Regions from separate parts of the Homo sapiens genome. Here regions 1 and 3 are each linked to region 2. Evidence: chromatin loops called from intact Hi-C (ENCODE). Cell type or tissue: Caco-2. All regions are shown on one strand. Links, peaks and the distances in the headings refer to the core of each region. The heading gives the core; the rest is flanking DNA.

Evidence for each region. Peaks named below come from ENCODE experiments on the same cell type or tissue, not always from the same donor. Only the 100,000 strongest peaks of a DNase experiment are listed, where the experiment ranks them.
Region 1: a loop joins it to region 2, with 12 times the contacts of the local background. A loop is called at or near these places in 15 of 110 quality-filtered maps.
Region 3: it touches region 2 in a loop (4-fold over the local background); 15 of 110 quality-filtered maps call a loop at or near these places.

The regions. Positions count from the first base shown.
Region 1 is chr20:64,117,889-64,124,625 of GRCh38, reverse strand. No RefSeq gene overlaps it. Among named protein-coding and RNA genes, the nearest start is that of NPBWR2, 14 kb to the right of the region's middle. RefSeq lists enhancers at 313-1,512, 3,916-4,210, 3,879-4,378. In Caco-2, for the core only: CTCF peaks have their summits at 3,808 and 4,008 (motif pointing right); DNase peaks (open chromatin) are centred at 4,055, 4,535, 5,185 and 6,045.
Region 2 is chr20:63,534,179-63,540,915 of GRCh38, reverse strand. It overlaps PTK6 (protein tyrosine kinase 6), which reads left to right and starts at 3,540. Exons shown (of 8, transcript NM_005975.4): 1 at 3,540-3,831; 2 at 5,857-5,978; 3 at 6,601-6,737. The coding sequence starts at 3,602. It overlaps SRMS (src-related kinase lacking C-terminal regulatory tyrosine and N-terminal myristylation sites), which reads left to right. Exons shown (of 8, transcript NM_080823.4): 8 at 1-2,427. The coding sequence ends at 98. RefSeq lists a cis regulatory region at 848, enhancers at 764-933, 3,352-3,441 and silencers at 2,482-2,751, 3,082-3,231. In Caco-2, for the core only: a CTCF peak has its summit at 2,823 (motif pointing left); DNase peaks (open chromatin) are centred at 2,765 and 5,345; H3K4me3 peaks cover 702 bases.
Region 3 is chr20:63,690,175-63,696,490 of GRCh38, reverse strand. It overlaps RTEL1 (regulator of telomere elongation helicase 1), which reads right to left. Exons shown (of 35, transcript NM_001283009.2): 25 at 6,281-6,316; 26 at 6,050-6,197; 27 at 5,544-5,686; 28 at 4,654-4,749; 29 at 3,488-3,686; 30 at 3,208-3,348; 31 at 2,003-2,119; 32 at 1,517-1,750; 33 at 1,270-1,425; 34 at 841-1,163; 35 at 246-713. The coding sequence ends at 633. It overlaps RTEL1-TNFRSF6B (RTEL1-TNFRSF6B readthrough (NMD candidate)), which reads right to left. Exons shown (of 38, transcript NR_037882.1): 25 at 6,281-6,316; 26 at 6,050-6,197; 27 at 5,544-5,686; 28 at 4,654-4,749; 29 at 3,488-3,686; 30 at 3,208-3,348; 31 at 2,003-2,119; 32 at 1,517-1,750; 33 at 1,270-1,425; 34 at 841-1,163; 35 at 637-713. Among named protein-coding and RNA genes, the nearest start is that of TNFRSF6B, 3.3 kb to the left of the region's middle. RefSeq lists an enhancer at 495-544. In Caco-2, for the core only: no CTCF peak of the experiment used is centred there; DNase peaks (open chromatin) are centred at 1,120, 1,404, 1,650, 3,777 and 2 weaker places.

The sequences.
Region 1 (6,737 bases), core at 1,136-6,135, 580 kb before region 2:
GTTAAGAAGCTTATATCTTAACTCAAAACATTCCTTTCTGCTGACTCCAATTTTTTAATTAAACTTTATACCTTTAACCAGTTGCAAATTAAAGAATCTCTGAATCAACATATAACCTGTACACCCTGCTTCAAGATACCCTGCCATTTGGGGCCAAACCAATGTCTACCTTCTATGTATTGATTTCTGTCTTTGCCTGTAACTCCTGCCTCTCTGAAAACTATGAAACCAAAGTATAATCTGACTGCTGGGGGCACACTTTCTCAGGACCTCTCAAAACTGTGTTCTCCAGGCTTTCTCAGGAAACTCGAAACTGTGTTCTCCAGGCTTTCTCAGGACCTCTCGAAACTATGTTCTCCAGGCTTTCTCAGGAAACTCAAAACTGTGTTCTCCAGGCTTTCCCAGGACCTCTCGAAACTGTGTTCTCCAGGCTTTCTCAGGAAACTCGAAACTGTGTTCTCCAGGCTTTCCCAGGACCTCTTGAAACTGTGTTCTCCAGGCTTTCCCAGGACCTCTCGAAACTGTGTTCTCCAGGCTTTCCCAGGACCTCTCGAAACTATGTTCTCCAGGCTTTCCCAGGACCTCTCGAAACTGTGTTCTCCAGGCTTTCTCAGGAAACTCGAAACCATGTTCTCCAGGCTTTCTCAGGAAACTCGAAACTGTGTTCTCCAGGCTTTCCCAGGACCTCTTGAAACTGTGTTCTCCAGGCTTTCCCAGGACCTCTCGAAACTGTGTTCTCCAGGCTTTCTCAGGACCTCTCGAAACTATGTTCTCCAGGCTTTCCCAGGAAACTCGAAACTGTGTTCTCCAGGCTTTCTCAGGACCTCTCGAAACTGTGTTCTCCAGGCTTTCTCAGGACCTCTCGAAACTGTTCTCCAGGCTTTCTCAGGAAACTTGAAACTGTGTTCTCCAGGCTTTCCCAGAACCTCTCGAAACCATGTTCTCCAGGCTTTCTCAGGACCTCTCAAAACCGTGTTCTCCAGGCTTTCTCAGGACCTCTCGAAACCGTGTTCTCCAGGCTTTCCCAGGACCTCTCGAAACTGTGTTCTCCAGGCTTTCTCAGGAAACTCAAAACTGTGTTCTCCAGGCTTTCTCAGGACCTCTCGAAACCGTGTTCTCCAGGCTTTCCCAGGACCTCTCGAAACTGTGTTCTCCAGGCTTTCTCAGGACCTCTCGAAACTGTTCTCCAGGCTTTCTCAGGAAACTCGAAACTGTGTTCTCCAGGCTTTCCCAGGACCTCTCGAAACCATGTTCTCCAGGCTTTCTCAGGACCTCTCGAAACCGTGTTCTCCAGGCTTTCTCAGGACCTCTCGAAATCGTGTTCTCCAGGCTTTCTCAGGACCTCTCGAAACCGTGTTCTCCAGGCTTTCCCAGGAGCTCTCGAAACCGTGTTCTCCAGGCTTTCTCAGCACCTCTCGAAACTGTGTTCTCCAGGCTTTCTAAGGAAACTCAAAACTGTGTTCTCCAGGCTTTCTCAGGACCTCTCGAAACTGTTCTCCAGGCTTTCTCAGGAAACTCGAAACTGTGTTCTCCAGGCTTTCTCAGAACCTCTCGAAACTGTTTTCTCCAGGCCATGGTCATTCATATTGACTCAGAATAAACCTCTTTAAAATATTTTACAGAATCTGTTTTTTTCCATTAACGTTATTGAGTTTTGAGAGTTCTTGATATACTCTGGATACAAGTCCTTTATCAAATATGTGATTTGCAAAAATTGTCTTACAGCCTTGGGCTTGTCTTTTCATTTTCTTAGCAGTGTCTTTGGAATAGCAGAAGTTCTTAGTTTTGATGAAACATCTTATTTATTTGATGGATTATGTTTTGATATCCTATCTAATAATGTTTTGCCTGATCTAAGTTTGCAAAGGTTTTCTTCTATGTCCTCTTATAGAAGTTTTATAATTTTAGCTTTTACATTTAGGTTTATGATCCATATTGACAATATTTTAATATAGTACAAGGTATGGATCAAAGTTCATTTTTTTGCATATGGATATCCAACTGTTTAGCATCATTTACTGAGAACAAAACTTGCCTTTATTGAATTGCCTTTGCAGCTTTGTTGAAAATCACTTGCTCATATTTGTGGGTCTATTTCTGGTATCTCTAATTTGTTCTATTGATCTGTCTATCTTGATGCAAATACCACACTGTCTTTTTTTAAAATATTATTTCTTTTATCATGATACTTCTCTTTCTTCTTTCTTTTTTTTTTTTTTTTTGACAGTGTCTCACTCCGTCACCCAGGCTGGAGTGCAGTAGTGAGATCTCAGCTCACTGCAACCTCCGCCTCCCAGGATCAAGTGATTCTCGTGCCTCAGCCTCCTGAGTAGCTGGAATTACAGGTGTGTGCCACCACGCCTGGCTACATTTTTTGTATTTTTAGTAGAGACGGGGTTTCACCATGTTGGCCAGGCTGATCTCAAACTCCTGACCTCAAGTGATCCACCCACCTCAGCCTCCCCAGGAGCTGAGAACTCTGGCAGGGAGACTCTGTGGTGTAGGAACCCCAGGTCTCCAGCCATGTCTGAAAAACAGTGTTAACCCACGGCTTCACCCCAGCTTTGAAACACCTGGGTGTTCTTCAGAAATACCTGCTATAGTTTGGACGTTTGTCCCCGAACCTCATGTTGAAATTTAATCCCCGATGTTGGAGGCGGGGCCTGGTGGGAGGTGTTCGGGTCATAGGGAAGGATCCAGAATGAATGGTTTAGTGCCCTCCTCATGGTGATGAGTGAGTTCTTGCTCTATTAGTTCCCACACGAGCTGGTTGTTTTAAAAAAATCCTGGCATCGCCCCTCTCTCTCGCCTCTTCTCTTACCATGAGACACCTCCCGCCATGAGTGCACGCTCCCTGAGGCCTCCCCAGAAGCAGGTGCCGGCACCGTGCTTCCCGTACACCCTGCAGAACCGTGAGCCAAACAAACCTCTTTTCTTTATAATGGCCCAGCCTCTATCCTTCTCCTCACCTAGGAAAAAGAAAAAGAAATTACCCAGCCTCAGATATTCCTTCATAGCAACACAAAACTAGGACAACACTGGTGCCCAGGCCCCAGCCCAGACCAAGCACATCAGAGCCTGGGCATGGGGGTGGAACCAGCTCCAGTGAGCTCCTGAAGTCCCCAGGGGATTCTGTGCACATCCAGGGTGGAGAACTTGGCCGTAGACAGTCCAGACAAAAATATTCTTTATACGATTAGCACAGAGTTGTTGTTTAAACTCAGTGGTAAGAACAGAACACAAGAGTTTTAACAGGAGTCATAGTTTTCACCATTAAGAATCTTTACCTACTATTGGAATCCAGGTACACACATTTACCCTGGGGTTTAATTTGCTGTGTAAAATTGACTTGGTTCTTTTACAAATTGCTGGCAAGTTGAGGTTGGGGCCACCACAAAACAAGTCTCTAGCAAGACAAAGAGCATAGTTGTGTGTTTGGGTCTCTCCACACCAGAATGGAGCTCCTTGTGGGCAGAGGCTGGCTTGCCCCTTGTCTTAGTCTGTTTCCTGCTGCTTATAACAGAAACTGGGTAATTTAAAAGAAACAAAATGTATTTCTTACAGTTCTGCGGGCTGGGAAGTCCAAGGTCAATGGGCCACATCTGGTGAGGTTTTCTTGCTGGTGGGAACCCCAGAGTCCCAAGGCAGTGCAGGGCGTCGCATGGTGAGGGGCTGAGCGTGCTGGCTCAGGTCTCTCTCTTCTTATAAAGCTACTAGCCCCACTCCTATGATAACCCATTAATCTATAAATAAATTAATCTATTCATGAGGGCAGAGCTCTTGTGACCCAATCACCTCTTAAAGGCCCCACCTCTCAATACTGCCACATTGGGGATTAAATTCCAACTTGAGTTTTGGAGGTGACAAATATTCAAACCACAGCATCCTTAAATCATCAGAGACTGGCCTGCCTGCCCCCATGTCCACTCGAAAATGAATGCCGCGCAAGCCCCCACCCCCACCCTACTGAATGGTCCCTTTTCCTCTGCAGCAGTTCTCGGAACTGGCCACTGGGGGTCAGGGTTGGTCCGCGTCGCACAGAACCTGGCTCAGCCAGGAGCCACAGGAAGGACCCTGTTCCTCTACCCCAGCCAAGGGAAAACGGCGGCCCCTCTGTGGTTCAGCAGAGCTAGTCCAGGAACAGTGGGGCTTCAAAGTGCTTCCCCTCCATGGCAGAGCCAGCGCTGGCCTGCTGGTCTCCCAATTCTTTGCCCAGGCTAAGAAGGGCGCACACACACACACACACACACACACACACACACACACTCTCTCTCTCTCTCTCTCTCTCTCTCTCTCTACCTCCGGGAAGTTCTCCCTGCCTGTGGCTTGCAGCTTGCTGCCGCTCACCAGCCTCCCGTCCTACTCACAGCTGACTTGAGGTCAGTGCTCCCTCCAAGCATCCACCTGAGCTGCCCAGGCCCAAGGCCGAAACCCCAGACCAGGTCCAGAGCAGCACGGGCAGGTGGGACCTCAGATGGGGCTGGCCCAACACGTGCAAGCCTCCAGCCTGAGGCAGGAAAATTACGATCCCCATTTGACAAGTGAGGAGACAGAGGCTCAGAGAGGTTGGGTAACTCACCCTGGGCCACACAGCAAGGAAAAAGCCAGTCCCAGACCTGTACTCCTGACCTCCACCTGGTCTGCTCCCCTCAGGAGACTATCTAGGCCACAGTGGCACCCTTGACTGGCCTGAGTTGGGAGCACAGGTCCACAGGGCTCTTTACCCGGTTCCACGGCAACAGTCCCCAGGCCACATACCTATGAGCACAGTTTGGACAGTGGAGCAGTCTCTGGCCCGACCACAGGCAGCACCCCAGGAACTCCACGTGCCTTCGGGGTGCACTCAAGTGGGTGGGGAAGAGGGGCCTAGAGCTCCACCTCAGCCTCCTTTGTCCTGAGTGAGCAGGGCCCCACTCACCTCCCCGAGCAGCCAGAGATGTGACGGAGCCTCTGTGGGCAGAAAACATCTCCCAGGTGATAAGCAGCAGGTATGAGGTCTCCCTGGTGAGAGTGTGAGCTCCCCACATTCAACACTGCCGGAGCCCTGAGAGGAAGCCACAGGCTCTGGGAAGCTCCGTGCGGAAGCTGAGTGCCCTGTTGCTCCACGGTTAGCAAGCACGCTCCAGGGAAACTCCATCAGAGCCTCCTGTTCCCATCTGCTAGATGGGATGACAGTAGTACTGCCCCTGGCCATTGTGGAGACAAAATGAAACACGGATGTATCTTTAGCTGTCAGCACCCGGCACATAGGAGGCATTCAGAACCAGAGACAGACCAGGAGGAGGCTCAGATCCCAGGAGTCGGCAAAGGTGGAGATGGAAGGAAGTGAGGTGGGATGGGGCCCAGCCATGCTGGAGGAACTGGGGCTGTCTTCTGGCTGAGCCCAGGCCTGCCCCCCTCCCGACATCAGGGTGCCCTCATGCCCCACACAGCTTTGCCCAGGCCCTCCCCACCACATCAGGGTGCCCTCATGCCCCGCACAGCTTTGCCCAGACACCCCCCCCCACATCAGGGTGCCCTCATGCCCCGCACAGCTTTGCCCAGACACCCCCCCAACATCAGGGTGCCCTCATGCTCCGCACAGCTTTGCCCAGACACCCCCCCCAACATCAGGGTGCCCTCATGCCCCGCACAGCTTTGCCCAGGCCCCCCCGCCACATCAGGGTGCCCTCATGCCCTGCACAGCTTTGCCCAGACACCCCCCACCATATCAGGGTGCCCTCATGACCCGCGCAGCTTTGCCCAGACACCCCCCCCCAACATCAGGGTGCCCTCATGCCCCGCGCAGCTTTGCCCAGACACCCCCCCCAACATCAGGGTGCCCTCATGCCCCGCACAGCTTCGCCCACGCCCCCCCCCGCCACATCAGGGTGCCCTCATGCCCCGCGCAGCTTTGCCCAGACACCCCCCCCAACATCAGGGTACCCTCATGCCCCGCACAGCTTTGCCCAGACACCCCCCCCACATCAGGGTGCCCTCATGCCCCGCACAGCTTTGCCCAGACCCCCCCACATCAGGGTGCCCTCATGCCCCGCACAGCTTTGCCCAGACACCCCCCCCACATCAGGGTGCCCTCATGCCCCGCACAGCTTTGCCCAGACCCCCCAACATCAGGGTGCCCTCATGCCCCGCACAGCTTTGCCCAGACACCCCCCCCAACATCAGGGTACCCTCATGCCCCGCACAGCTTTGCCCAGACACCCCCCCCCACATCAGGGTGCCCTCATGCCCCGCACAGCTTTGCCCAGACACCCCCCCAACATCAGGGTGACCTCATGCCCCGCACAGCTTTGCCCAGACACCCCCCCCAACATCAGGGTGCCCTCATGCCCCGCACAGCTTTGCCCCGACACCCCCCCCACATCAGGGTGTCCTCATGCCCCGCGCAGCTTTGCCCAGACACCCCCCCAACATCAGGGTGACCTCATGCCCCGCACAGCTTTGCCCAGACACCCCCCCCAACATCAGGGTGCCCTCATGCCCTGCGCAGCTTTGCCCAGACACCCCCTGCCACATCAGCGTGCCCTCATGCCCCGCGCAGCTTTGCCCAGACACCCCCCCCCAACATCAGGGTGACCTCGTGCCCCGCACAGCTTTGCCCAGACACCCCCCCCAACATCAGGGTGCCCTCATGCCCCGCACAGCTTCGCCCAGGCCCCCCCCCGCCACATCAGGGTGCCCTCATGCCCCGCACAGCTTTGCCCAGACACCCCCCCCACATCAGGGTGCCCTCATGC
Region 2 (6,737 bases), core at 807-5,806:
TGCTCATGCTGGAGTGCTGGAGGAGCAGCCCCGAGGAACGGCCCTCCTTCGCCACGCTGCGGGAGAAGCTGCACGCCATCCACAGATGCCACCCCTGAGTCCTCACGTGACCCAACGCTCTGGGCTCCAGCCAGGCCAGCCCCTCCTCCCTGCAGAGCGCCAACTCGAAGGGATGCCGGTCTGCCGGACCGAGGAGCCTCTGGCTGTGGGCCTCAGGCCCTGGCGTGCACACATGTTCGTGCACCAGGCAGACGTGCAGACGGAGGGCTGGGGCTGACGTCCCCCGTGCAGTGTGACTCGTGCAGACGGAGGGCTGGGGCTGACGTCCCCCATGCAGTGTGACTCGTGCAGACGAAGGGCTGGGGCTGACGTTCCCCGTGCAGTGTGACTCGTGCAGACGGAGGGCTGGGGCTGACGTTCCCCGTGCAGTGTGACACGTGTCCCTGGCCTCTCAAGAGAGACAACGGCACAGGAGGGTGGGTAGAAGCCTCGGAGGCTCTGGGTGAGGAACCCTGAGCCCTGTGTGTCTCCTGCCTGGGTCCCCTGGACTCCCTCCCAGGGTGAAGAGCCAAAGGCCCAGTTCTCTCCCTAGTCCCAGCTTGGGTTTGTGGAAATGACCAGTGCTGACTCCCAGGCAGACCGTGGTGTTGACCCCACTGGATGTGTGGTATGTAGGCACGGGGTGGCACCGTCACCTGCCCCTCACAGACACACTGGCGGCCTGTGCACAAACCCACTCACGCACACAGCACTCAGTAAGCCGGGACTGACCCACTCAGACACGCACACAGGCGCACATCACACACAGGCTCAGCCCCCCAAACCCAGACCCAGGAGCTGGAGCGTACGGGTCCACGTGGCTAGAAAATGCAGGTTGGAGCGGCCCCCATGCCGCCCGGACCCCCAGCCCAGGACATCATGGTGCCCAGAGAGCGTGAGCCCCAAGGGCATTGGCAGGAGCTGCCGATTCCATCTCCCTGGGTGGGTTCCAGGTGGCACAGGAAGGGTGGGCCGGGAGGCTTGGTGACCTGGGAGCTGCCCTTGGAGGCTATTTCCAGGGGCCTCAGGGTGGGCCGTGGGGGATTTGGAGTCTTCTGCCTGTGCAGGGTCAGGCAGGGTCGGTTGGGGGCTCGGAGGTAGATGCCATGGTATGCTGGGCAGCAAGTGGCTCAGGAAGCCTCTGGGTGTGAGTCCTCGGGGGTCACCAAGGCAGGAGGGGGCAGGGATGTGCAGGGTCCGCCCTCGTCTCCCCACGTCTGGCTCAGGGAAGCTTCTGCTCAGGTCTTCGTGAAACACGTCAAGAAGCAAGGGGGCCGGTGGGGTCTGTTTGTGGCCCCCGGAGACCCTGCCCCCCACCCTCCTGGGAGCCCAGGTTGGCAGCTGTGCCCAGAAGGCTTTCGGGGACAGAAAGTTTGGAGACAAGTTCAGGCCTGACTGAGTCCTTGTCCCCTAGAGTTGGGGTCAGCTCTGTACCTGCTGAGCCGAAGTGCTGATGGCTGCCGTCCACAGGCCCCGGCCAAAGCCTGGCTCAGGAGGGAGCTAAGAGATGAGACTCCCGTGTGCAGAGACAGGTGGCCCCGGGGAAGGAAGAGGCCACTCGGAGGCTCCGAGAACGGAGGCAGCGCGGGGGCTTCCTGGGGCCCGTGCATCGGAGGAACAAGGCCAAGCGGAGGGAAGCAGCAGGAACCAGGACCCCTGCAGATGGTGGAGGCAAGAGGCTTTATCTGAGCCTTTGGGACCCTGGCCACCTGCCCAGCTCCATCTGCATGGGAGAACCTAGGGGAGGGGCTGGTTCTGGTACCTGGGCCCACTGAGGCCTTGAGCTGAGCTTCCAGTTCTGGCAGGTCCCCAGCACAGCAGCCTGGGGGCTCCTCTGGCACAGAAGGCCTCGCCCTCTGTGCTCTCTGCAGCCGCCACTGGGATTAAGGGGACCAGGTGTGTCTGTGGCACCTGTGCCCTCCTAGGCATCTCGCCAGCCACCAGCTGAACAGGTTTGGTGCTCCTGGGTATCTGGGAGGGGCTGGGGACGTTCCTGCCTCCTGGTGTGGCTTAGACTGAAAGTCCTGCACGTCCGAACTCAGGGATACTCGAGGCTTCCTGGACATAGACTCACGGGCCCAGAGTCTGGCCGGGCTCTGAGGGACGCTGCCCGGCCAGGTGCCCCGGCACCCTCCTTCCGCATTCCCCACCCCCCACCCCTCCCCCTGCATCCTCCCCAACCGACCCCAGACAGAGCTGGGAGGGCCTGAGGGACACTGCCCAGGCCGGCACCCCGCTGCCCCTCCCCACCTTGGTCAGCGCTGAGCTGGGCTGCCCAGAAATCTATGAGCCTGTTAAATAATCCAGATTATTGTTCTTAATCTCAAAACAATGAGTGGAAGGTGCCATTATTTCTCTTTGCAATAAAAATAAAAGTTGAAATACGCAGTTTAGGGACTTTCCTTACCACCCCTTGCAGACTTTGAATTTCCCTTCCCGCCCCTTCCTGCCCCCTTGTGGCTGCCAGTCCAGGTCCCTGGGTTGGAGCTCCCGGGTGGACACAGTAGGGTCAGTGGGAGGGTGGGGCGGGGAGGGGCCTCCAGGGAGGGGGTGTCCCGAGTCTCAGGGGCTGGGGGGCAGGCGGCCGTCGGGTGCAGGTGGGGGTCACGGCAGGGCTCACTCAGGCATGAGTCGGGAGAAGGGAGGCCAGCTGGAAGGGGGCAGGGGTCCTGCGGGCTGGACAGGAGGAGGCAGAGGCTGGAGGCGGGAGGGGCTGCCTGGGAGGGACCTGTGGCCTTGGGCCCCAGCGCCATGGGCGCTTCCAGGCCGCACTCACGGTCCTTGCCTGCCCCCTGGCGTCCGTGTGGAGGAAGGCAGTGCCCGTTTCTTCAGCCGTGGGTGCCCCTGGCTCTGCCTCCCCGGGGATCCCCCAAAACCCTCGGGCCCTCCTCTTCCGGGAAGTCCTCCGGGCCGACCCACACAGCTGTCGCTGCCCTGATTCCACTCCCTCTTCCCTGCTTGGCCCTTACCCGAGGGCGGGCCTGCCCATGAGGCCGCTCTCAGGACGCCTGCCCACAGCAGCTCCTGACATTGGGCCCTGTGCTCAGGGGTGGAGTCTGGGGCTGGGTGAGGGCACCGACGGGTGGAGGGGAAGCTGCCGGAAGCGGGGAGAGAGGCGGCCCCCACCTGTGCCCCCGCAGCTCTGAGGGTTGGGAAGGCAGCGCCTGCAGCCCTCACCTTCCTGCCCTCAGGCTGCGAGGCTTGTTCCCAGAGGGCCGTTGGCTTCCCTGAGTGCCTGAGTGTCCATAAGTTGGACCCCCAAGAAGCCCCAACCGGGAGGTCCTCCTCCCCCTCTCCTGCGCTCAGGCCGGCCCTGGCGGTGCTTGCCCAGTGGGTTCCCATAGTGCGGGCGCTAAGTGCTCAGATGGGCCCCAGTGGGCCTGAGGACTTGTGGGGCCGGCTGGGCCCTCAGGAGGAGCCGGGGTGCTCTGGAGCGCCTGTGGGTGCTGGGTGTGGCTGCTTCCCGGCCTGTCATGAGGAAGTGGGACGGCCCGCCTGCCACGCCCAGCTCTGGGTGCTCCAGCTGGGCCACAGCCTGGTCCTGCCGCTGCGCCCGCCCGCCATGGTGTCCCGGGACCAGGCTCACCTGGGCCCCAAGTATGTGGGCCTCTGGGACTTCAAGTCCCGGACGGACGAGGAGCTGAGCTTCCGCGCGGGGGACGTCTTCCACGTGGCCAGGAAGGAGGAGCAGTGGTGGTGGGCCACGCTGCTGGACGAGGCGGGTGGGGCCGTGGCCCAGGGCTATGTGCCCCACAACTACCTGGCCGAGAGGGAGACGGTGGAGTCGGAACCGTGCGTGTCCTAGGCTGCTGGGAGCTTTGGCACAGGCCACCCTCTAGGCACAGGGGAGGGACAGGGCTCTGGGCTGCTCAGGGAGGCCCAAGAAGGTGGGGACCCCGGTTCCATCTTCCTGCACCCCAAAGTCCAGGCTGGGCATCCCGCTTGATCCTCCCTGCAGGCCCCATGCGCTGGCGCCCAGGAGTGCCCAGGACTGTCCCTGCGGGAGTTGGAGCACGGGGGTCAGAGGGCACGGCCCCTGCCTTGGGCTCATCCTTGTCACAGCTCGGGGGTGGACGCTGCATTGCCGGGACCCAGGGAGGACAGAGGGTCCAGGGTGGACTTCTGGGGCCCGGTGGCCAGTGACAAGGTCTGTCGGAGCGTTCCAGGGCCTTTGGGGGAAACGAAGCTTGAAGCTTGCCCAGTTTCCAAAGTGCCGGAACCAGACACACGACCTAGTTAGGGGAGCGGGCCGGCTGCCGGGCAAACTTCCTGCCTGCTGTGCCCTGCGGGGAACCAGACAGCAGCTGGTGTGGCCTGGCCCTGGCTTCCACAGCTGCCCGGAGCTCAGGCTGAGGAGGGTCACGCTCCTGAGATCCCGCGTTTCTCATCAGTGATTGGGCACCCACTGTGTGTGTGCGTGAGTCACAGGCTGTGTAGGGTTAGCTCCCGGGGGACCCAAGCAACAAGCAGGGGAGGCTGTAAAGAGGCCGTCGGGCAGGGGCCCATGGTGGAGACCCCTCTATTACGTGCAGACCCACGACCTCGTTAGCAGGGTCACGCGCAGACCCACGACCTCGTTAGTGAGCAGGGGTGCAGGGGTGGGGTCTGGCCGGAGGCTGGTCAGCTCCCAGGTGCAAAGACCCTGAGTCCTGAGAACTCGCCCAGGTGAGAAGTGGGGAGGAGGCCAGGTGAGGAGGGGGTGGGAGGCCAGGTGGGGGGGGGAGCGGGAGGCTAGGTGGGGGGGGCTGGAGGCCAGGTGAGGGGGGGCGGGAGGCCAGGTGGGGGGGGCGGGAGACCAGGAGAGGAGGGGACGGGAGGCCAGGAGAGGAGGGGGCGGGAGGCCAGGAGAGGAGGGGGCGGGAGGCCAGGTGAGGAGGGGGCGGGAGGCCAGGTGAGGGGGGGGCGGGAGGCCAGGTGAGGGGGGTGCGGGAGGCCAGGTGAGGACGGGGTGGGAGGCCAGGTGAGGGGGGGGCGGGAGGCCAGGTGAGGAGGGGGCGGGAGGCCAGGTGAGGAGGGGGCGGGAGGCCAGGTGAGGGGGGGGGCGGGAGGCCAGGTGAGGAGGGGGCGGGAGGCCAGGTGAGGAGGGGGCGGGAGGCCAGGTGAGGGGGGGGGCGGGAGGCCAGGTGGTTGGAGGGGCAGGTGGGGCAGTGCTTCCAGGTGTGCGGAAGTGGAGGGGGTGGACCCCAGGGGCTCCATGCTGGGCCGTGGTCTTCTGTGTGGGGTTTGTGTTCCAGTGACCTGAGGGAGTCAGACACACAAAGGGCGCAGGTCACCTGGAGCTTCTGCAAGCTCCACCTGGAAGTCCACAGTCCAGGGCTGGCCCACACCCCGCAGCCGGGAGTTAGTGCGCGCGAGTGGCTGTGTGTGCGTGCGTGTGAGCGTGTGGGCAAGTGAGCACACATGCGCGTGTGTGTTCAGGTGTGCGGGTGAACTGTGCGCATGTGTGGGGGTTTGTGACTGTGTGTGTGTGAGCGTGCGTCACACATGGGTGTGTGCAGGCAGCTCTGGGCAGCCATCCTGCTCAGCTGCCCTCCCCAGCTCCACCCTAGGCTCTGACCCCTAGACTCGGGCCACTCAGGGCAGGGTGTGGTAGCGCCTGCCCCTGCCCCCGCCGGGTCCTCAGGGGCCTGTCCTGGCCTTTCGGGACATTCAGGGCGTCTGGGTCAGCGACAGCTCCTGAGAGCAGCTGTGGTCAGGGCTGGGAGCTTGAGGTGGCAGGCAAGGGCGGCTGGGGTTCCAGGCGGGCAGGCTGGGGCCAGCGTGGGGTCCACGTGGGGTGGGCCCAGGTCCGCGTGTTCTCAGACTCCTCCCCTGCAGGTGGTTCTTTGGCTGCATCTCCCGCTCGGAAGCTGTGCGTCGGCTGCAGGCCGAGGGCAACGCCACGGGCGCCTTCCTGATCAGGGTCAGCGAGAAGCCGAGTGCCGACTACGTCCTGTCGGGTGCGGCCCCGGCCTCCGAGCCTGTGCTTGCCTGCGGGGGCTCCTGGCTCTAAGCCCTCCCAGCCACGTGGTGAACCCGGCTCGCTCTGGCTGAGACGGGGGACATGGGCTCCTCTCCAGGGAGCTCCCATCCCCTCCGCCCACCTGGCCCGCTCCTCCCTGGGGCCTGGGTCACTGGCTGCTAGGGTAGTCGTGGGGCAGGGCCCCTCCCTGGGAGGGCAGGGGCTTCTCCAGCCAGCCCTGCCCGAGGCACTCGTGGGAGGTCCTCAGCACCCATGGGAACCTCGCCCAGCATGAGACCTGAGCCTGGGGTGTGCGGGGCGCAGAGAAACCCCATCCCTGCCCCTGAGGATCTCAGCATGGCTGGGATTTTAGGCAGCTGCCATCCAGGCGGAGGCCACTGGCTGCCTGGCACGGGGGCAGGAGGGGCCAGAGAGCTTGGCCAGAGCGTGCAGGGCAGGAGGGAGCCGTTCTGAGGGAGGGGAGGCAGGGGTGGTACTGAGGAAGCACCAACAGCAACTGTGGGGACCCAGAAACTCTGCGCAGGTGTGGCCAGCAGGGCTGGGGACGCAGGGAGGCGTCGGAGTTGGGGTGGCCACACAGCTCACGCTCTCCCTCCCAGTGCGGGACACGCAGGCTGTGCGGCACTACAAGATCTGGCGGCGTGCCGGGGGCCGGCTGCACCTGAACGAGGCGGTGTCCTTCCTCAGCCTGCCCGAGCTTGTGAACTACCACAGGGCCCAGAGCCTGTCCCACGGC
Region 3 (6,316 bases), core at 992-5,991, 160 kb before region 2:
TCACCAGCCAGGGAGCTGCCCTCCTCAGCACCTGGGGCAGCTCCCAACCCAGAGACCAGCCCAGGCAGCCTGGTGTGTCGGTGGATCCCCTACCAACTGCAGCTTGGCTGCGGCTGTGAGGATGAGGGCAGGGCTGAGCCCACCGTGGAGGAAGTACAGTGTCACATGGCAGGCTGGGAGGGGCCTCTGCCAACTCCCTGTCCCTCAACTCCCACCACCAAGCCCAGGCCACGAAGACACCGTCCTGGGCACTGCCAGCAGCTTTATTAGAGAGCCCTGTCCCCTGATTAAAAGTGGACACGTGCCCACGGGGGTCTCCTCCTTCCCGGTGAGGGGCTCAGCTGGGGTGCCCCTGTGGCACCACTCACAGGCCAGGAGCCAGGGAAGTTCTGGGGAAGCACTTTCCCAGAAACCCACCCCAGACCCCAAGGTAGCTCAGGGCTTCTCAGAGGCAGGCCCAGATCCGGTCCCACCGCAGGGACCAACCATGGGCCCCGCCTGCCTGAGGCCTGCAGCGGGCCAAGCCGGCTGGCATGGGCTGGCCTATTCTGTTGGGTGGGTTCTTGGCCCACCAGAGCTGGACAGGCAGGTGATCAAGCCACGTTGGGTGTGCTGGGGGCCTCCGTGGGCACTCACTGGGGCTCTGGCCAGAAGACCTGCATGACGCTCTGCTTCCTGGAGGCGGTGTGGCAGGCTGGGCACATCCTAGAGGCCTGTGAGACAACCGGCCCACTGCACACGTCTGCCAGGCGTTGCCACCAGGACAAGGGCCTGCCCTTTCCCCCTCAGCCCATCACCTGGGGCTACACCCAGCAGGAACTGTAGTGGCCAGGCACCAACCTGAAGGTGCCGTTGCCAGCAGGCTTGGCAGCGCTGGAAGTCACAGGCAGGGCACTGGAAGGGCACCACGTCCTCTGCCCCACAGCCCTGGCACACACAGCCTGCTGAGAGGGGCCCGCCCGGAGCTCCCGTGGCCTGCTGCCCAGCGATGTCTCTCCCATGAGGCTCACCCCACTCAGATGCTGCAGGCCCGTGGGGAGGTCCTGAGGACTGGCTGGGACCTGCATCCTCACCGCCCGCCCCCACAGTCCCTGCTGGCCTCTGTCTAAGGAAGGACGAGATCTTGCTCTGGGTCTTCCCGGTCTTCTCGGACCGTGAGGGGCCTGGAGACAGAGACTTGAGTCTGAGGGGGGCCTGGGGCTTTGCTGCTCACTCCCAGGGCTGCGTGCGGTTGGGGCGCTGCCAGGAGCAGCCAGGCAGGTGCCCTACCTGGTTGGGGAGCCCTGTGGGTAAGCACAGGAGGCACGGCAAGCCTCTCCTCCTGGGGTCCCGGTGGCTCCATGCCCGGGTAGGGCCGGCCGGTCAGGTCTGTGCACGTCTGTGAGAAGCGCTGCTTGTGGTGTGGACGCACAAACATGCTGAACCCTGCGGGGAGCTTCAATCAGACCCGGCACAGCCCCCATTTTGTCCCCTGCCCCCCACCCCACCGGCTGTTCCCCACGCCAGGGCCACTTGCTGTGCAGCAGGGGGAAGTCCTCTGGCTTTGCAGTGGTCAGGGCGGCCAACACAGCCAGCACCTTGTCGAGGTCGTCGTCTTGCTTATAGGCTGTCAGCGCTGCCAAGAGTTGGCTACAGCCCGCGGACCCCAGGGCCCTGCGGGCATCAGCCAGGTAGGCGCTCACGGCGTGCTGGCCCTGCTTCCCTGCTCTGGGCACTCCAGACCCCCACTGTGGTTGGCTGCCAGGGTCTCCTGGTGTGGGAGTAGCATGGCTCAGAGTGGCGCTGGGGTGGAGGACTGAGAGTCCCACCGCCCTGCCCGCCCTTCCTCCAGGAACTCCTGGAGAGCTGCTCAGGACAACTGCGGGGTGCAGAACCGGGAGCAGTCCCCACCATGAGATGGCTCCCCACAGGGGCAGCCCCGGCCACACTCAAGAGTTAGCCTCGTGAAGCCACTGAGGGACCCACCAAGTCGTAGGCTGCACACGGTTCAGGAGTCAGCTACCTGTTGGGGGTGGCCTGGGCGACAGGTGGGGCCTGCCCTGGTTCAGGTGCTCTTGGGGGTCCAGCTGCTGGGCTGCAGCCGTGGACACGGTCAGCTTGGGATCCGGCGCCGTTCTTCCTGATGAAGAGATGTAGAGCCACAAAGCTGGTCGAGAGCATCTGGAAAGTTCCCTGGGGTGGGGGGGCAGGGCTGGCTAGGGAGGCCAGGCCTCACCCACCTCAGACCAGGGCGGGAAAACCCAGGCAGGTACACGCCTGGGTGCTGGGGGCATCAGAGGAGACACCAGCCTGCTGGATGGGGGCTGGAACAGTGGCGGGCAGGCCAAAGCCCCACTCAGGAGCTCAGAGCCGTAGGCTGGGTGCAGGCATGAGGATATCCCAGTGAGTACCAAGCCCAGAAGGGATCTGGGGTCGTCCCAACAGGCTAGGTTCCCCCCTGGGTGAACTAGGGGAACTCTGTAGGGGCTGTTCATTAACACACGAACACAGATGCTTCCGCCTCTGGAGACTTGGACTCCACCCCAAACAGAGGCAGAAACAGGGAGGACAGGGGTCTAGGACCCTAGGACCCTGGCGTGTGCAGTTGACCCCCCAGGACCATGCATGGGAGGCAGGGGACGTGTGGCAGTTGGACAGGGCTGTGCTTAGGGGTCGGGGCTATGGCAGGGACAGGGCTGTGCATGGAGTTGCACAGGGTCTCCCCAACAAGTGATGCTGCTGCTGGTGGAGGTGGAGGTGGTGGTGGTGGTGGAGGTGGAGGTGGTGGTGCAGGTGGTGGTGGTGGAGGTGGTGGTGGTGGTGGTGGTGGTGGTGGTGGTGGTGGTGGAGGTGGTGGTGGAGGTGGAGGTGGTGGTGGTGGAGGTGGTGGTGGAGGTGGAGGTGGTGGTGGTGGAGGTGGAGGTGGTGGTGGTGGAGGTGGAGGTGGTGGAGGTGGAGGTGGTGGTGGTGGTGGTGGTGGTGGAGGTGGTGGTGGTGGAGGAGGTGGTGGTGGAGGTGGAGGTGGTGGTGGAGGTGGAGGTGGAGGTGGAGGTGGAGGTGGTGCTGCTGGTGCTGGTGGTGGAGGTGGAGGCCCCCATCACTCCCATAGGGGAACAGAGAGGCGGGGCCAAGCAGGGCCCGAGGATGCCCACCCCAAGCAGCCCAGGACTCTGGCCCACACTGCCTTCCACGCAGGAGTCTGAGGGTCCCACCTGGGGCCCCATTTACCAGTGGGGTCCAGGACCGGCTGTGCCCGCTGCCTTCGGGGAATGCTGTGCTCAGGCCGATAGCCACAGCCTCGTCCTGTCAGCTGGATACAGACCTCCTCAAACTGCTGCTTATGGTGGGGCCGCACAAACTGGTAGAAGCCTGTAGAGGAAGGGGCGTCTGTCCCCATCTGCCCCTTTTTCTCTAGAGAACAGAGACCACCTTGGACCCAGATGGCCCCCACCCCACACGCGGCGGCAGCACTGCCCTCAGGGTGGGTGGCCTCTGCAAGCCAGGGCACCTTGGAGCAGGTTGTGCTTCTTGGGGTCCTCAGCAAAGAGGGGGCCGAGACAGGCGGCCAGGGCGGCGAAGTCATCGGAACCCTTGTAGTCCTGCAGGGCCTGGGTGAAGGTGGCAAAGTTGGCTTGGCTCAACTCCTGCTTCACGGCCACCATGAAGAGCTTGGCCCTGTCCGTCTGTGCACCAGCCACGGGCTCCTCCTGCAGGACACAGGCCCGAGGCTCCATCAGGGCCAGCCTCATCATCTGGTCCCTGGGGCTGCAGAGCCTTCCTTGGAACATTGAGCGTTCCCTGGGACAGTGACTGCCGAGGTGGGGCTGCTGCCTGAGAAACTGGCTGGCTGGATGGACATAGGGAGGGGCTGCGGGAAGAAAGCTGTGGGGCTGGGCCCGTCTGAGGTCACACAGTGAGAGGCTGGCAGGGAACTGAGAGCAGTGAATGGGCAAAGGGTAGATTGGCTCTGCCTCAAGCCAGGGGTCCTGCATGGCCCGTCTCTCTCCTCCTCCCTCAAGCCCCCTGCCCCACAGCGGATGCGGCTGAGGCTCCCAGGATGGCAGCGCACAAGGAGGGGCTTCCGGATGAGCAGTGCCCATCTCTCTACACACCCCAGACCAACACGGAAACGTGGAAACCAAGGCAGGGGCGGCCCAGGCACTCCCCACCCAGGCCCTCGCCAGCCCAGGCCCCTCAGCAGCCACCCACTTCCTGATGGCACCAGCCCTGCCTGGGCACCACCCAGTTCTTCCCAGAAGCCAAGGGACATGGACAAAGGCCGCCACACTTGGGGTTTTCCAGCAGGCAGGGGGCTTCCTGGCTCCGGCTATAACTCCGTTCTTTGATCCAAGGCTAGGAATGGGCTGTGTCCCTCACATGAGGCAGGTGTGCATCCACACTTGAGGGAAATGCCAGGGCCAAGCCCAGTGCTGCAGGCCCCATGCCAAACCTGCCCAAGGGTGGGGCCTGATTCCAGCTGGGACTCATGAGCCCCCTGCAGAAGAAACCACACACTTGAGCCCCTGGCCGTCAGCATCACAGCTGCCCTGGACATCAGCTCCTGGGGGTGGATTCCCTGGTCCCATCGGGACCAGCCGTGGCTGGGGGCACCCACGGCTGCGTTCCCATGCGTGTCTATGGTGGTCGGCACAGGTGCAGGGACAGCTCACGCACCGGGTGGCTGACCAGCCGGATCTTCTTCCTCCCTCCTCGCGGTTCTTCTGCCGGCCTCTTCTCAGACAGGAGGGACAGGGTGGAGCAGCTGTGGGCCTGAGGAGGACACAGCTCACAACCACACACAGACCCCAACCACACACTCTGGGGTCCCAAAGCACCTGGACGCACAGGGAAGATGGTCCCAAGGAGCCCTGAGCCAAGATGGAGGTCGGGGGAGGGGGGCACAGCACACCCCGGTGACAGTGCCACAACTTGGTCCTGTCCAAGTCACACCAGCGGCTCATGAGGCTCGCAGGTGGTGACTTGTAAGAGCAGGTCCAGGGAAGACAGTCCGACCACAGCGAGGGGCTGGCAGGAAGGGGACACAGGTGCCTGGTGCCTGCACCTGGAGCTCACTCCAGGGGCCTGAAGGGCAGGGATGGGCAGGAAGAGGGGAATGGCTCCCAGCAGGAAGCAGGGAGAAAATTTCGGGTTGGCCTGAGGAATTATGGGCTTCTGGGGCAAAAGGCCCCAAGGAAGAAGGAACCTGGGTTCCACCCGCAGCACATTCCTGGAGAAAGGCCAGCCTCAAGCGCAGCCAGTGGCAGGGGCACCCGACCTTGAGTGCACTGAGCCAAGCTGACCCGCCAGAGAACCAAAGTGATGTGGGGGGCACCCGCGGAGGGCCAGGGCATGCACCACCTGGGAGCCAGCAGCCTGTGGGTGAGGTGGGGTGGAGGACCCACAGACAGCCAGGCAGCTGGGATCCCCCGCCCGCTTGCCCGCCTGCCTGCCAGGCAGGGGATTTACAGGGGTGTGTGGGGAGGTGCCTGAGGCCAGATGGGCGGGGTCGGGTTGGCCTCAGGAGACAGAGGGTCTGTGTCCATCCCAAGGCCCTGGAACTGTACCTGCTCCTCGCCAGGGCTCCCCGCCCGCTGTTCGCTGTGCTCCAGGGCGGCCAGCAGCCCCCTGGGCCTCTGCCGGGCAGGAACTGGCTCCTGCTCATACTCCACACACAGGCTACTCTCGGGGTCCCCGGCAGCTGGTGACCCTGCAGGGGCACCCGAGTGCGCAGTGAAGCCCACGGGGGGCCCCAGCTGGGGTCCCTGCCTGTGGCAAAGCCCCTCTTGGGGGAGAGTCCCAGCACTTGGGGTCCTGCCTGTGGGTGTCCTCCCTGCTATTGGGGGGAGTCTCAGCCTCGGGGGGCATCCTTGCCTGGGGCGTTCTCTGCCTGTAGGGGAGGGTTGCAGCCCGTGGGGGCCCTGCCCTAGGAGGGAGAGGCAGCCTTTGGAGGTGGGAGGGGAAGCGCACAAAGCCAGGTGAGTCGCCTCCGCCCTGGGCGCCTGGTGCTGCCCGCCCCACGCCGCCCGCTCCGCCACCCCCACACCGCCCACCCAGCGCTGCCCGTCCGCACCTGAGGACCTCTGCTTCAGGCTGGGGACATGCAGGTCCAGACTCTTAGCTTTCCTGGTGGAGAAGAAGGGGCCAGGCGACTTGGCCTCGCTGACAGCATCTTCTCCACGCACACTGGGTGCTGTAGCCCGGGGGGCCGGCGCTGGCATCTGCAGAACCATGGGGGTGGGTGGACCCATTTCTGGCTCCTCTGGGGACAACACCCTCATCCCCTCCCTGGGCAGGAACTCACAGTTCGCTCGGCAACACGGAAGAACTGGGCCACGTC